Linked DNA regions of Mus musculus: all the other regions are linked to region 2. A link is a loop called in an ENCODE intact Hi-C map of the cell type or tissue named here. Cell type or tissue: heart. All regions are shown on one strand.

Region 1 (5,000 bases), 75 kb after region 2:
TGCATGATATTGACCAGGGAAGTTGGGAAGGCCAGTAGGTGACACCTGACCTCCTGCAGACAGGTTACCAGTGAGGGAGGGGCACTGAGGATATCAAAACAGATTCCATTTTTGTGATGAGAATAACAAACACAAGCCACTTGCCCTGGGCTCCCACAGATAGTGGGGACCACACAGCACTATCTCTAGTGTTTGGGTCTAGAGGAGGGGGACAGAACTCAAGACCAGCTATTGATGAGCACCTGTTCCTCAAATGAAGATACTTGGTGAATATTTTTTTGCCTTCTGAATATGTGAATTTTGTGATAAGGTGTCTTATTCATTTCTTCTGGCCTTGTCTTTTTTGTTGAGATCAGAATTGTATAATGGGAATTCCTCTGTGTTGCTATCTGGAACAGTCTCAAAAAGTTTAGAACCTTTATTAAAAAAAATAAAAACCCTAGGTCTGATTTCTAATTCTAGCTCGTGTTAGAGAGGTCTTCTGTGAAATTAAGCTTCCCTTTGGGCTTGTGAAAAGGACTTCAGCCCCCTGTTAGCCCAGGACTGTGGCTTCTGCGGGAACTTGCTCTTGTTCCTCAAGATGTGCTATGTATAGACACCTGAAGAGAGGGGAGTTTTCTGAGGCATGGTGAGCAGGCCCCTTCATGGAGTGCTAGAGAACATTAGCATCAGCCAGCCTGCATCGAGGCCAGAGAGGGCACTGTGTGTGCTTCCTCAGTTCTTCTTGAGAATACTGTCTGCTCCTCTCATTTAGAGGACTCTACCTGGGTATTTCTGGAGACTGGAGTCAGAGGTCCTGGTCAGTGCACTTGGGCTGTGGCATCTTAGGGCTTCTGCCAGGCTGCCTGTGGTACTGCCCATCTGGCCTGCTGCTCTTTCCCCTGATCTTCAGGATCCCCCTTGTTGTCTGTCTACCTTGCCCTAGATTGTTTCCAGGAAGGTTTTTGTGATCCTAGTCCATTGATTCCGCAGCCAGGGTGACTGCCTGGATTAGATTCCTCACCTGAGCGCAGGCCAGGGTTTCCTGCAAGTTCCTGAAGAGCAGACCTCTGTCCCCTTCTTTCAGAGGTGCATTGGTTTAAGTCTGCGTCTGTGTGTCCATGTGTCCGTGTGTATCTGTGTCTTTCCCCACTGTATGTATGAACCTCTCTACTCGCCCAGGGGCTAGCCAGCATTCTGGTTTTCCAGTCCAACCCTGCTTATTGGTGATAGTGCTGTGTGGTCCCCAGTATCTGGCTTTTCTCTACAGGCCTGACTGGTCTTGCAGCTTCTGGGTGCAAAAGGCTGATTGGTGACATTGGCTGGCTTCCATAATGAAAACACAACCTCCTGCCTCATCAGCTAGCTACCCGTGTTCATTATCAGCTTGGGAAAATTCTTGTAATCACACTTAGCTCTGCCTTCCATCCCTCCTGCTTTCTGGCCTCAGAAGCAGTGGGTCCTGACGTGAACTTGTCCTTGTGTTTTGCTGCTGGCACTGCCTTTCCTACGAGGAGGGCCTGACTTCTTTCTGGAAGATTCCCATGTGAGCTAACATTTCATTCAACAACCCCCTCCCCAACTCCCCCATGCACGTCTTGCCCATCCTGCTTTGGGGCGTCTGTTCATATTTAGAACTTGACCTATCAGGAGTGTCTCCCTGATTTCTGCTTTCTTATGGGTGTCTCCCTTACTTCTAGGCCCATGTCACTGCCTCCTAGTCCGTTGACACCTCTTGTTTCTTCTCTTTCCAGATTCCACTTGTGGTCTTTTTAAAAAAGATTTATTTATTATATGTAAGCACACTGCAGCCATCTTCAGACACACCAGAAGAGGGCATCAGATCCCATTACAGATGGTTGTGAGCCACCATGTGGGTGCTGAGATTTGGATTCAGGACTTCTGGAAGAGCAGTCGGTTCTCTTAACCACCGAGCCATCTCTCCAGCCCCCTACTTACGGTCTTTACAAGTGAGGGAGTCTATCTACCCACTCTTTCCTTTACCTCTAGCCCCTCAGGCTGGGCACAGGCAGAGGAACACCCAACGGAGAGGCCCCCTGGGCTGTTATTTGTACATATTTGAGAAACGGTGGAACCTACCAAGGAAGCACATGTCGCACATGTCAGAGAAGTTCTGAAAGTCTTGAGAATCTCTGGTCCACTCAGGGCTCTTCTAGTATCTTCCCAGTATTGTCTTCCAGAGCCGAAGTTTAGGTGGGGAGAGGTATTCTGAGCACCTTCTCCTACCCTAACAGTACTTCTCTGTCCTGCCTGGGCAGGGGACCTTGGTGGTATCTTTATAGGCTTGTCCTTAGGTTATCTCTGTGTGTCTTCATCCTTTTTTTTTTCAAGCAAAGCAGATTTTTAAAAAAAGATTTATTTATTATTTATTTTTATATGTAAGTACACTGTAGCTGTCTTCAGACACAGCAGAAGAGGGCGTCAGATGTCATTAAGGATGGTTGTGAGCCACCATGTGGTTGCTGGGATTTGAACTCAGGACCTTCAGGAAGAGCTGTCAGTGCTCTTAACCACTGAGCCATCTCTCCAGCCCCTGTGTCTTCATCCTTATAAGACTTTCAGATACTTCACTTTGCTTCCCAGCCACCCCCTCCCCCCCAACACGACCCTGTGCTGTTGCCAGGTGTGCCTCTGGACAGCCAGCTGGTGGTTGGTCATGACTGTATGTGCTCGGGGCCAGTTCGTGGTGGTCTCTAGGGTGACCTTCCTCTAGATGGGGTGTATTCCATGTAGAGGTTTATGTCCTGCTGCCGCTGAATTCTTCTGTCCTGCTGCCACTGAATTCTTCTTCAGCCACTTCTAGAGTAAGAGTTTGGAAGAGAAACAACCCCACCTACACAGGGACAACAGACAGACAGACAGACAGACAGACAGACACACACACACACACACACACCTCTTTTAGAAGCAGGGCTGAACTGACTGCACACACCAGTCCTCTCCGCATTTTAACTTGCGAAACCAAGCTTCTGTTGACAAGGCTCTGCCACTTCTGTAAAGCTGTTAATTTTGGGCAAGGATTCAGGAAGTGGCCACCCCCACGGTCCCCTGAACACAGAAAGAGCCCAGAGCTTCCTTATTTCCACCTCCCAGGGGCAGCCGACTGAATTCATTTTTGTGTGTTTCCAGACTTTTGACTCACCACCGGAGAATTCCCCAAGACTTGCTGAACAAGTGGGTGGGTGAGCAGGGGAGGACATTGGAGGATTACAGGTTTTAGTCTTCCTGTTACTAAGCATCTCCCTGCTTACCGGATCTTAGGGACAATAAATACTTGCTGAGCCTTAAGGAAGGCTGGAAGATCCGAATGAATGGAATGTAGAATGTAGGGTAAAAATCTGCAATTCCAGTCTTACTGTAGATTGCCCTCCTTTGAATCTGAAGGGTCCCGTGCTTAGCTGGTGGATCCTTTGGAGGCTCTGATCTTGAAGGCCTTGAATGGGGTCAGGAGAGGAGAAGTGAAGGGCATGTTTATTGTTTGTTTCAGTTCAGCCGTGCTGAACTTTGAACCCAGAACCCCCACCTGCTAGGCCAGCCCTCTGCTCCCTCTCTAACCCCTCTGTGGGGTCCTTTACTGGGGACATCTTAGGCCTGGAGTACTGATGAGGTGGAGCAGAGGTGGCTTGTGAGTGTGATGTCCTACAGAGGTGGCCTGGACAGCGTTGTGAGGACACTGGTGGATGATAAGTGTTGGATGCTAGGTTAATGTCACATGGTGTGAGGTGGGGACTCTTTGCAGAATATATGAAATAAAGATTTAACTAGTCAGATATAAAAATTATGGTAACTTTTACTTTAATTTTTTTTTTAAGATGTATTTACTTACTTTAGGTATGTGAGTACATCTTCATGAGAGCTCATCTTCAGACTGTAGCTGACTTCAGACACACCAGCAGAGGACATTGCATTCCATTACAGATGGTTGCAAGCCACTATGTGGTTGCTGGGAATTGAACTCAGGACCTCTGGAAGAGCAAGCAGTCAGTGCTTTTAACCTCTGAGCCATCTCTCCAGCCCTTACTTTAATTTTTTTTTTTTTTCGAGACAGGGTTTCTCTGTGTAGCCCTCGGCTGTCCTGAAACTCACTCTGTAGACCAGGCTGGCCTCGAACTCAGAAATCCACCTGCCGAGTGCTGGGATTAAAGGCATGTACCACTACGCCTAGCCCTTATTTTAATTTTTAAGTGACGTGTTTTATCTTTCACTATGAGTCCTTGTACATGTCTGTGTGTATGCACATGTGAGTGCAGGTGCCAGCAGAGGCCAGAAGAGAGTGTTGGATCCTGTGGAGCTAAAGTAAGAGGCAGTAACTGGAAGATGGCTGCTGAAACTGAACTCAGATTCTTCCTCTCTGAGTGCAGTGTGTGCTCTTAACCATTGCGCTGTCATTACTTCTTATTTATTTACTTATTTTACATTACATCATTCTTAGACACTTTGTACAAAAATGTCTTGAAAGAAAATTTCCCTTAGTGTTCTGATTTAAGTTGTATTCCGGAAGACACTACAATTTCTTACTAATGGTTGACTGTCCTGTCCTGAAATATGGTATTTGATTAACCATTGTGAATGACTAGTGTGTGAAGGAATGAATTAATGAGTGACAGCAGGTTGAGACTACTGACCCAAGAGGAGTTGGAGATGTGATGGGTAGCTCTCTGTATTTAAGATGCTGGTTGAAAGGGCCCACGTCCACTGTGGAAAGCCATCTATTTATAAGAACTGGATCCCTCTGTGGTGTTGGACGCTTTCTCTATATCATCAGCCACTGGTCCTTGTAAATCAGCTACTTGACCAGCTCCATGAGACTGTGTGATGGTTTGAAATGGAACTCTCAGATTCTGCGTGGCTGTGGTAGAAGCTTGCGTGAAGTGCTGCTTGACTGGACCTCAGCCCTTTACTTATGGGAGGACCCTTTCCTGGTAGACAGTCTGAACATGAAGCCAGTGTGGGGAGCGCACAAATCCCCCTGTGTAAGTGCCACTCACTCACAGGCCTTC
Region 2 (5,000 bases):
TTGTAGGAAACTCTAGACACAGTGTAGGCAAGGGCTGGGCCAGCCTGTAGTGCTCCACCAACAGGTGGGAGGCAGAGACAAGAGAACGATGAGAACAGCATGGGCTGCATAGCAAGGACCTGTTTAAAAAAATAATCTAAATAAATAAGCTAAAGTGAGATGAGCCTGTGGGGGGGGGGGTGCAGTGTGAAGCCTGTGCTGTCAAAATGTGATCTGCTCCTTTGTGGGGCAGAAGGAAAAGAAGAAGGCTCATAGTGAGCAGTCTCTGAAGGCAAAACCTTGTAGTGTGCTCACACTCAAACCCGGGCTGCCTCACAGCACTGCAGGCTATGCAGCCACCTCTCATGTGTTTCCTGTTGCTGTTCAATAGGTCTGGAAACATTACTTTTCAGTGAAAGGGAACGCAAAATTTCTTTTCAGTGAAAGGGGGCGCATTAAGTCATCCATCTAGAGATACAAATGTATCCTATCAGTCTTTTGTCAAGGTAAAGACAGTCCCCATAGCAAGGACAAAATTACTAAGAAGATCTAGACTCCAGTTGGGAAGAGTCAAGGAGGCCCCAGAGGGGTTGGGGTTGGGGGCTGAGAAAGGAAGGTACAGCACCAGACCCACCAGCGCTCTCTCCTGCTGGGGGAACCCGCAGGGAGGGGCCAGTTCAGCAGACTTTTCTTTAGCTAAATTGGTTTGACACTTTTGTTTTAAACTCTGAGACATTTTTGGAGGGCTAAGCCTGGGGGGGGGACCCCACATGATCTCCTTTTGGGGGGCTGATAATTGCTCATGCCTTGTTTTTGTTTTAAGTTTTTGGAAATATAAAGTCATGGCATGTGAAGTGAGGAGGCCCCATGGTGCTCAGCTCTGCATAAGCCAGGCCCAGGTCAATCATCCAAAGTTTTCTTTGTTCATCCTGTAGACAAGATGCAGGGACCATGGAGCAGCCAGACATGGGGTGCTCAAAGATACTATGGTCCAGTTTCTCTTTTCAGTTTATTTTTGAACACTAGCATTGAACGTAAGGACGGACATTACGTGCACTGGCCCCCACTTCACTGTTCTAGAAACAAGGATCTAATTAGAGAATCTATCCCACACTGGAACTATCCCCGCAGGGAGGGCAGGGACAGGGGTCTGGGACCATTTAGTTTGGGTAGGGAAAACAGAGTAGGGAGATCTTAGCAGAGGCTCCTGGTACAGAGATGCAGAATCCCAGCCTTGCCTGGGGTCTTCCTTATTCTGAGCTATCAAGTACTTTCCCACATTAGCTCTTAAGGAGGGTGATTGGAACACCTTGTGGAAATTCTTGCAGTCCCTCGGGCAGCTGGGACCAAGCAAGGCAACCCAGTGACTGGAGGGCTGGAGTGAGTAGGCTGTTGGTAAACATCTGAGAGAACAGCACGGAATCTGGATAGTCTTGGATCCTCACCTTACAGTGCTCTGATCCCCACCACTTGGTTTACCTATGTCAAGTTAAGATTTTGGGGGTGTTTTCTTACCAGGTCAAAGGCAAAGGAACAGTTCCTGCCTTGTCCCCCTTTCTAGCAGAATGACTGTGACCTCCTCCCTATCCCCTCTAAAGGCTCCTTTACAAGCATCCTGTTCCTCACCCATGACCCGTGGGACTCCCAGAGGCTAGGGAAATGCTTGTTTCATTCCTTAGGGCCTGGGGCTCAGGGCCTGGGGAAGCTTTTGCCTCAGGCAACATCTCCTTCTCCCAATGTCTCCATTTCTCAGAGATAGGCATAGCCTTCCCAAACCTGGGGGAGAGGAAACAGGGTGTGGCCCGGCCTCTAGCCTGGCCTAGGATCCAGGGCCTCACCTCAGTGTTTGTGAAGGCTGCGCTGTAAACAGATCCACCAGATATTACTTTCCTAGCTCAGCTTCTCCACCATTCCTGGCAAGCCTGGCTTTTTCTTGAAGGCACAATATGGCAAGAATTGAACAGGTTTTGGTAACCTCAGACAGTGGCTGCACCGAGCAGATAGATACAATTTCTACCCTCTTTTAAAGCTACCTGGAGTGTTTTCCCGGAGTGGAATCAGAGATATTAAGGGCTGCTGGTGTCCACTAGAAACTGATGGAAATTCCATCTCATTTATGCAGACGTGTTTGAAAGACCATGCAATGGCATGCCATCATTCCCTGGAGATCGCAATGAGAAAATGGACACAGAGGCCCAGCTATCCGAATCTTGGGGATCTCTTAAGAAATCTTGCTCTGTCCTCATCTGAGAAAGGCTGTTCAGGAGATCTTCTTTCTCCTGTGTTCCTGCCAGCCTCAACCGTATTCTCTCCTGCTAGGTTCACTTTAAGAAGTCAAGGGACTTCTACCCAGCACCATCATCTCCTCCTGCCTGGTGAATTCTGGATGTTGAAGGGGCTGTTGGAGCATCCTGGGCTGTCTTAGAGACTGCTGCTTGATACACGTAGAGCCCCACGGGATAATAAGTCACTGGAGGGTATTGTAGGACTTCCTCCTGGCAGAAACAGCACTTAGACACACTGGATGAAACAATAAACTGGTTTTGCAGGAATGGGACTCGAACCTCCCTCCCCAGGTGCACTTACGTAGACATGGAACTGTTGAGCCTATAGAATACTGGGGCCCCCGAGGTATTTAGGGAGGCCAGCGAAGTGGGAGGGTATTTTAAAGAGCTCATCCCTTGGGTCAGGAACCCGAGGGGGTGAGTGCGGGGGGCGGGTGTCCAGCACCTGGAAACGCAGGACATTGTTAGGAAGATGAGACCAGGTGACCGGCAGGGCTCCGGTGCGCGGGCGGTCCGTAGCGATTGCCGGAGCCGCCTCGAGGGGGCCCTGCCGCGGGCGCGGGCGGCCAGCCAGGAGGACGGGCCCGCCCGCGAGCAGCTCGGAGCCCAGCTTCGCTTCGGCCATCGCCCCGCCGGACCGCGCTGCGGGTTCGCCCAGGTACCAGGGTCGGGAGCAGGGCAGGGGCAGCCACACGCCGCCACACTCTTTGTTTGGGGCCCCCGCTCAGGTTCCAGAGCCTGGGCGTTCGGGGTCTTGGAACTGGGTTGCAGCCGAGCAGACACCAAACCTGGGCGCGGAGACAGTTGAGGGTGTAGGGACAAGGCGCGGGGGCACCCGGGAAGGGCGCTTGGGATCCAGGACTGAGGACGACCAGGGGGTCTGCGGCGATCGGGAGTCTGGGGCTCAGCCAGGTCCTCGGGCCGACGCGGGCCGGAGCTCCGGGGCCGGCAGGGTCCTGGTCGCGGCGCCCGGCGCCTAGCTAGGAGGGCGGGGGCGGAACCACACTATCGCCGCCCCGGCCCTGCGGACTTTGCTCCCTGAGACAGTTAGGGAAGAGAAGACGGAGGAGCCGCTTGGGGCTGCAATGAGACTTCTCAGGACTTTACTCCCGCCTTTTCCAGGCAAGTGAGCTGTGTGCCTCTTTTCCTTTCCTTTCGGTTGCTTGGGAGCCAGGGGTCTCATCCCGCCTTTTCCCACTATTCGGAGGAGTACGAGTGCAGGCACAGGCCTGGGGGCCACCTGTGGCACGTGTCTCCTGGCACGCGGGCACTGTAGCTGACAAGTAGGAGGGAGGGTCCTGGGCCCCGGGGTTTCTGTGTAGTTCTGTGTTCTGCCCCTGGGGACGTTTGCTTGGATCGATTTGAGAGTCTATGCCGCAAAAAGAGACCCCGAACCCCTTCCTTCCCCAACTGGCATTCTGGCCGGTGCCAGCAGGTGATCCCGACTCTCTAGCGTGACTGAACACAAAAAGTTCCCTCCAGGGCTTGGGGCCAGCAGACCGCACTATCTAGGGTGACCACAACTGATTGGAACGCCCTCGGCTTTGTCACAGCCCACTCCAAATTTTGTTTCTTGAGTTGTGCCTTCTGCTCCACTGTATAGAGCTTCAAAACGACACCCCAAACCAAGAATACAGGAGCTACTATAGTAATAATGTGTACCCCATCAGAGCTAACCCTTTTGACATATTGATGTATTTCCTTGAGGCTTTGGTCTGTTCATATGAATACTTTTTAAAAGTGCTTTTAGTTTTTTGCCTGTTAAAAGAGATTTTTGACTGTCTTTGTGATTTTGTTGCTTCCCTCTTTGGGGCCTATGAGGTTATATTTGCAAATCAATCAACAAGTATTAAGAAAGGCTTTTCTGTGCTGAGGACCAGGAAGGGGGCGGGGATGGCTGCAGCTGGAAGCTGTAGGAGGCTAGGCCAGGACTTGGAGTGTGTGTGTGTGTGTGTGTGTGTGCGTGTGTGTGTTTATGTGAGGGAAGGGGGGCACAGACAAGGGGGTGCATTTGCTGGGTCCTGGAGAACTAACTGGGGCAATTGGTAAGAAGCCAGACCTCCGATAAAGTCATGGTGACTGCCCCCCCCCCCCCCAAAGAATGACAGAGGGCAATAAGGACCTCTGGCTGAGTGGTACTAAACTCTTTGCCTGTTGTTTATTTCATCTCACCCAATGATTCTTGGAAGAAAGAGGGAAGTGGGATTATCACACCCATTTTGCATATGGGCAAAGAAATGCCAAGTATCCTGTTTATGAAGCTGAAATGTGGAGGAGTAGCTGGAATTCTGGGACACAATGTCTGAGTTCTATGGCCTGGCTCCTGCAGGCTGGCTGCTGCTGCTGCTTCCCTGGCAATTGGCTTTGAATGCTTGTCCAGACAGCAGCAGTTCTTCCACTGAGGGTAGCTCCTCTGCCGAGGCTGCTAAAGCTATCCGCAGCAGCAGATGCGAAACCTAACCACTAAGAAGATAGAAAAAAAAAAGTAGTTGCTTCAGGGAACATCATATGCCTAAATGCAAATCGATTAGCTTTTACAAAGTGTCTCTCTGGCCTGCTGTGTTTTGAAACTGAGCTACTTGCAAATGTTGACTTCATAGTTCACAAGATCAAATATGTTACTATGCTATAGAAGGTTCCAGGGGAGCTGGTATACTCGTGGTATAGCCAAGGCCTGACAAGGAGTCAGCTAGACAAGAAGGTGGAGTGGAAGATATCAAAGGAAGAGGGTATTTG
Region 3 (5,000 bases), 190 kb before region 2:
CCTTTTTGGGGTCCTGACACCTCTGAGATTCGGATGCCCAATGAAACGAGTGGATACATTTAGAACATTCCTTAGTCAGTGAAAGTTACCAACTGGGCAGTTTCTTCAAGGCAGTGTGACTCTGGCGATATGGATTATCATTGCTTACTTTCTACTGACAGAACAACTCTACACACTCCAGGGTTTCCTTTCTCTTCTGTAAGGAATATTTTAATACTCATTTCTGTAGCATTTTTATGAATGTGTTGCCTTTGAACAATTCATCTCACCTTTTTGCTTTAGGGACATATTTTTAGATTCTGTAAGGCAGAGGAACACAGGCACCCTGCTAGATGGTGACTCCCAGATGTCATTCCCTTTATTCTTATTACTTTTTAGCAAGGTACTGCCTGGAAGCCCCAGTACTTGAACTTGCCATGACTCAATAATCCCAGGACTGCTAAAGCTCTAGGGAAGCTACATGGTAGTTTCTGAGTCCCATTTTCCAACGCCACAGTTAGCTTCTACTTGGACAACTTAGTTCTTCTGTATGAACAGGTGCGTAGATTATGCCAGGAGGGGGCGCTGTGAGCAAAACAAAGAGACCATGTGGGGCCTTTTTTAGACATGGAAATCAAAACACAAAAACCACTGATTTGGCTAGTTTATTTTTATCTCACATTTCACGAATTCCTTTTTCTTTGACATTTCTCATATGCCTCTCGATTGTCAAATATTCCAGCTGAGATAACATCTGTAAAATTCCTGTACTCTTGGACCTGGTACACTCAGGTAACCCTCCCAAATGTTGACCCAGGTGGGCTTAGAGCCTCATGTTTCCCACAAGGATAGAGACCTCACTGCCATATTTATATGTCATAGTTCAAAATGGAATGTTTAAAGTGGACCCTCTCTGCCTCACCCATCCCCCCAGTCCTAATCCTTAAAATCAACAAGTCCCTAGGGGCTGTTATTTGTAGCATTCTGGGGGCAGGGCAAGCCTAGGAAAAGTGAATCCGATGGAATCCAAGGGGTGCTCTCTTGGCTCCCTGTGGCTGGCAGCCCTTTGCTCCTGGCTGCTGCAGCATCCTCTATAAAGTTAGGATAAGTAAGATTCTAGATTTCTGTCTTCAAAAAAATTACTCTAATATCAGATTGTGTCACATTTAATTTGTGTTTGAAGTACTTCTGAACTCAAAGTCTTCATGAAATCTCAAGTCAACAAAACTTAACTGAGCCACAAGTGAGGTGAGGCAAAATCCTTGCTCCATCCCAGTGGTCTTCTCGCTGGACTGGAGCTGTGGGCCCATTTGATATAATTGCTGTAATTAGTGCACACAGGACCAGGCTATGGTTGGATCCTTTGGTTCACCTCTTGCTCTCCAGTGTGCCATGAAGGAGCACGATGGTTCCTTTGTGTGGGGATGTGTGAGCTCTGGGTAGCAGCAGGTGTTTCTTGACAGCTTCATTAATGTGGTCCCAACGGGGAGCAAGTATGGCAAGTGATAACATTTCTCTAAATTCTGCAAGCTTGGGCCAAGGGTGCAGTTCACTGGCAGATCACATGCTTAATGTGGGCAAAGACACCTTGGGTTGATGCCCCAGTACCTCAAAATCTACTGTGGGTGTGGGGGTGTGTTTGTGTGTGTGTATGTGTGGAGAGATGGTTCAGTGGTGAAGGATACTGGCTGCTCCTCCAGAGAACTCTGCTTCTGTTTCTTACACCCATAGAGCTGCTCATAACAATTTGTAACTGTAGTCCGAGGGGATCCAATGCCCTCTTCTGCCCTCTGAAGGTACCAGGCACACACATGATACACAGAAGTGCATAAAAAGAAAACACCCATACACATAAAAAATAAATAAATTTTTAAAAGCAATTTTAAGTGTTATGGGAACTCAGTATAGACATTAAACATATGCTAGCTTGTTTTTTCAAACAGATATGGGCCTTACCTAGCGGCAGGTGTGCAGTAAGCTTGTCTGCCGATGTTCCTCCCTGCCTCCCTCCCTCTGTGTCTTTGGACAGTGCTTTCTCCCTGGGGCTGTGAATATTTTCAGGGTTTTACCAGCTGTATTTGTGCCTCTCACGCTGACTCTGCCTCCTTTCCAAGAAATGCTGTTTCTCCATCAGAGCCTCTAGATGTCCCCTGCAGCTCTCCCACTTGCTTAGGATTTGACAAGATTGGCCAAGTTTTCAGAAAAGTATGGAATTAAGAATGAGCAGTCAGTAGATTAAGCTCCATAACAATAACAACGACAACACACATAAGTGGATGGGTAGGAGACAAACTCTACTCAAGGAAAGGGACCTGGGGCTGGAGAAGCTCTGTGGTTAAGCGTGCACAGTGCTCTTCTAGAGGACCCAAGTTCAGTTCCCAGCACCCATGCCCAGCAGCTCATAACTAACTGCCTGCAACCCCAGCTCTAGAAGGGCCAGTTCTCTCTTTTGGTGTTTGCAGTTACCTGCATACATATCACACACACACACACACACACACACACACACACACACACACACACACACATAGAAATCTAGAAGAAAAGGAGGAGGGAGGGAGGGAGGGAGGGAGGGAGGGAGGGAGGGAGGGAGGGAGGGAGGGAGGAAGAAGGAACTAAAATAAGTCAGCTTGATAGCTCCTGGGCTATTGCTTACACAGGTTAAGGAGGGAGATGATGGATGTGTGTACGTTCAGTGTATATAAATTGCTGATCAGAGTATTTGTTTCCCCATTAACATATTTTGAAGGCTTTTCCTTGCCCTTGGTTCCTTTTGGATTAGACTGTCTATCTACCTTTCTTACATGGTTGTAAGTTATTACAGCCCTTAAGGAGTCCCTGCCCCACACCTGGGCAGAGACTATCTGGCACGAAGCATCCTCTTGCCAGCTTCTGAGGTTGTATCCCTGAACATGAAGTCAAGAGATGCCTGTCCCAGGCTTTCTGGCTGCTGTGCACTGGCTCAAGTGACCTAATGCTCAGCTAACCAAAAGTGCTCAGAACATTCCATCCACTCTCACTTGGTGACCTAAGGCAAAGCCTACCTTGTAATCAAGTGTTGAACATCTCCTAGAATTGGATACTGAGCTACAAGTGAAAAGCTCAAGTGTTGGCGGGTGTAATTTTGACCACGGTAGAGTTAAAAGATCATCAGTTGTAACTGTTATTGTAGGCTGCATATTCAGCTATATACAGTTTCTTTGTTTCCCCACAGGACAGGGATCTGGTCTTGTTTCCCAGTGTCTACAAGAATGCCTGGTACTTAGTACTTGCCCAGTAATGTTTGTTGAGTGAATGAATGAACATTGCTTCCCACCGTTTCTCTTGCCTGTTGCTGAGGAGCAAAGTGAATTCTGGGGTTGTACCTCATCTTACAGATCCTTTGGCCTAATTCCCACAGACGTGGAGGTGGAAAAAATGGCAACTTTTCCCTTGCTTGGAATTGTTCTTAAGAATTCATATATACTTTTTTGTTTTGTTCTTGAATTAAGAAAGGCCAATCACTCCTTGGGGGACCTCAGCAGCACAGAAGACTGGTGGGACTGGACGCTGAGCACACTGCTAGATGAGCTGTACCCAGAAAGAACATCTGCTAGAGCCTGGGGGGCTCAGGTAAGTTCCTTTCCTATCTGTCGGACACTATATGGCAGTGGGGAGAAGCCACAGTGCAGTGTAGGGGCTTCTCCATGGCGCCAGTGCCATGGCAGGCAAAGAACCCTGTCACTCTTCTTGCCTGGAATCCATGTTAAGCCAGTCACATCCTCCTGTCAATGCTGGCCAGTCCGAGCAGGGCCTAGACACTTACAGGGGTTCAGGGTGAGACTGAGGAAGAAGCTAGCTCGCTTCTTGCCTGACAGAAGCTCAGGAGTTCCCAGAGCAGAAGAGGAGCCAACAGCTAAGGCAACATCGTTAGGGAAGCTTCCAGAAAAAGGCAAGGTTGATCCAAAGTTTGTATTATCTAATCCCTTATTCAGCTTTCACTTTCTTTCCTCTTTTGAAAAATATACAATCTTTGTCTTCTATTCCTGAAACACTTTGTCCCAGTTTGTCTCCTTTTGTTGTATTCAATGAGTTGTGGAGGCACCTGGGTCATTCATATGAGGTGAACTTCATGGGGAGGCGTCTGAATGATTTCCTTCTCCAAAGAGGAGGCTGGGGAGGGAGTGCTGGTTGCATCCTCAGTGATAAAAGGGGGATGGACCTCTGATTCCACGGATGCAGGGACCTGTGCATCCTCAGCCTTGTCAGTCATGCTTTGCAGGGGCCAATTGAAGTTCATAGCTGTCACACGTTGCCTCTTTCAGCCTGGAGCTCTTGGAGGGCAATGCCACCTAATAGGCCCCCCGGTGGTCAAACTGCTGAAGATTTCTGCTGGCACTGCATGCACGGTATGCACCCTGGGAGACTCAGTGACGGCCCAGCAGATCAGTTAAGCTCCTCAGACAACTGGGATGTGGTGTGGGGTTGCCAGATGCCAGGGCCTACCTTCCTTCTGCCTAGTCTGACCACCTCCTGCACCCTCTGCATTCGGCCCCAGAACTGTTCTCTTCACTTCTAGAATTGGTATTCTAAGCAAAAGAAGGCTCTTTCTTCTGGAAATATGAATACTGGGATATTCTTTTATTCTTTTCTGATGGGGTAGGGTGCCCCGAGCCAGCATTATTCCACAGTGCTTAGTGCAATGTTCTGTAGACTGTCCAGCCCCACCTACCCAACTCCTCAGCTTCAGCCTTCAGAAGGCATAGCCTAGATCCTTCCAGTTTAAGATAGAACCCAAAATATCATAAGTAGGCTACAGAATGGTTCTTGAGAGTAGCAGGGTCCCTAATCACATCATCGGATTGAACCTATGTGTGGACAGAGCTAGGGAGCCCCACAATACAGACAACTTGGGGGCAGGGCTTGATAGGTTACTTGATTGACGTTTGTGCTCCAGCCTCCCAGACCATTCTCAGAGCTTGTGGAAGATGTACTTCCTATGCACAGCAATGACCTTGACCTTGAGAACCAAAATGTGTCCC

The links. A loop is a pair of places that touch in the nucleus more often than their neighbours do. Peaks named below come from ENCODE experiments on the same cell type or tissue, not always from the same donor. Only the 100,000 strongest peaks of a DNase experiment are listed, where the experiment ranks them.
Region 1: a loop joins it to region 2, with 2.3 times the contacts of the local background. A loop is called at or near these places in 7 of 42 quality-filtered maps.
Region 3: it touches region 2 in a loop (8-fold over the local background); 10 of 42 quality-filtered maps call a loop at or near these places.

The regions. Positions count from the first base shown.
Region 1 is chr11:8,587,737-8,592,736 of GRCm38, reverse strand. All of the region lies in intron 3 of Tns3 (tensin 3), which reads left to right. Among named protein-coding and RNA genes, the nearest start is that of Tns3, 74 kb to the left of the region's middle. In heart, no CTCF peak of the experiment used is centred here; a DNase peak (open chromatin) is centred at 3,036; H3K27ac peaks cover 491 bases.
Region 2 is chr11:8,662,401-8,667,400 of GRCm38, reverse strand. It overlaps Tns3 (tensin 3), which reads left to right and starts at 2,866. Exons shown (of 31, transcript NM_001083587.1): 1 at 2,866-2,922. In heart, a CTCF peak has its summit at 2,761; DNase peaks (open chromatin) are centred at 3,140 and 3,460; H3K4me3 peaks cover 2,518 bases; H3K27ac peaks cover 1,913 bases; H3K27me3 peaks cover 2,126 bases.
Region 3 is chr11:8,855,627-8,860,626 of GRCm38, reverse strand. Pkd1l1 reads left to right here. Exons shown (of 52, transcript XM_017314870.1): 42 at 3,471-3,591; 43 at 4,284-4,367; 44 at 4,916-5,000. Among named protein-coding and RNA genes, the nearest start is that of Gm36772, 59 kb to the right of the region's middle. In heart, CTCF peaks have their summits at 547 (motif pointing right) and 4,335; a DNase peak (open chromatin) is centred at 556.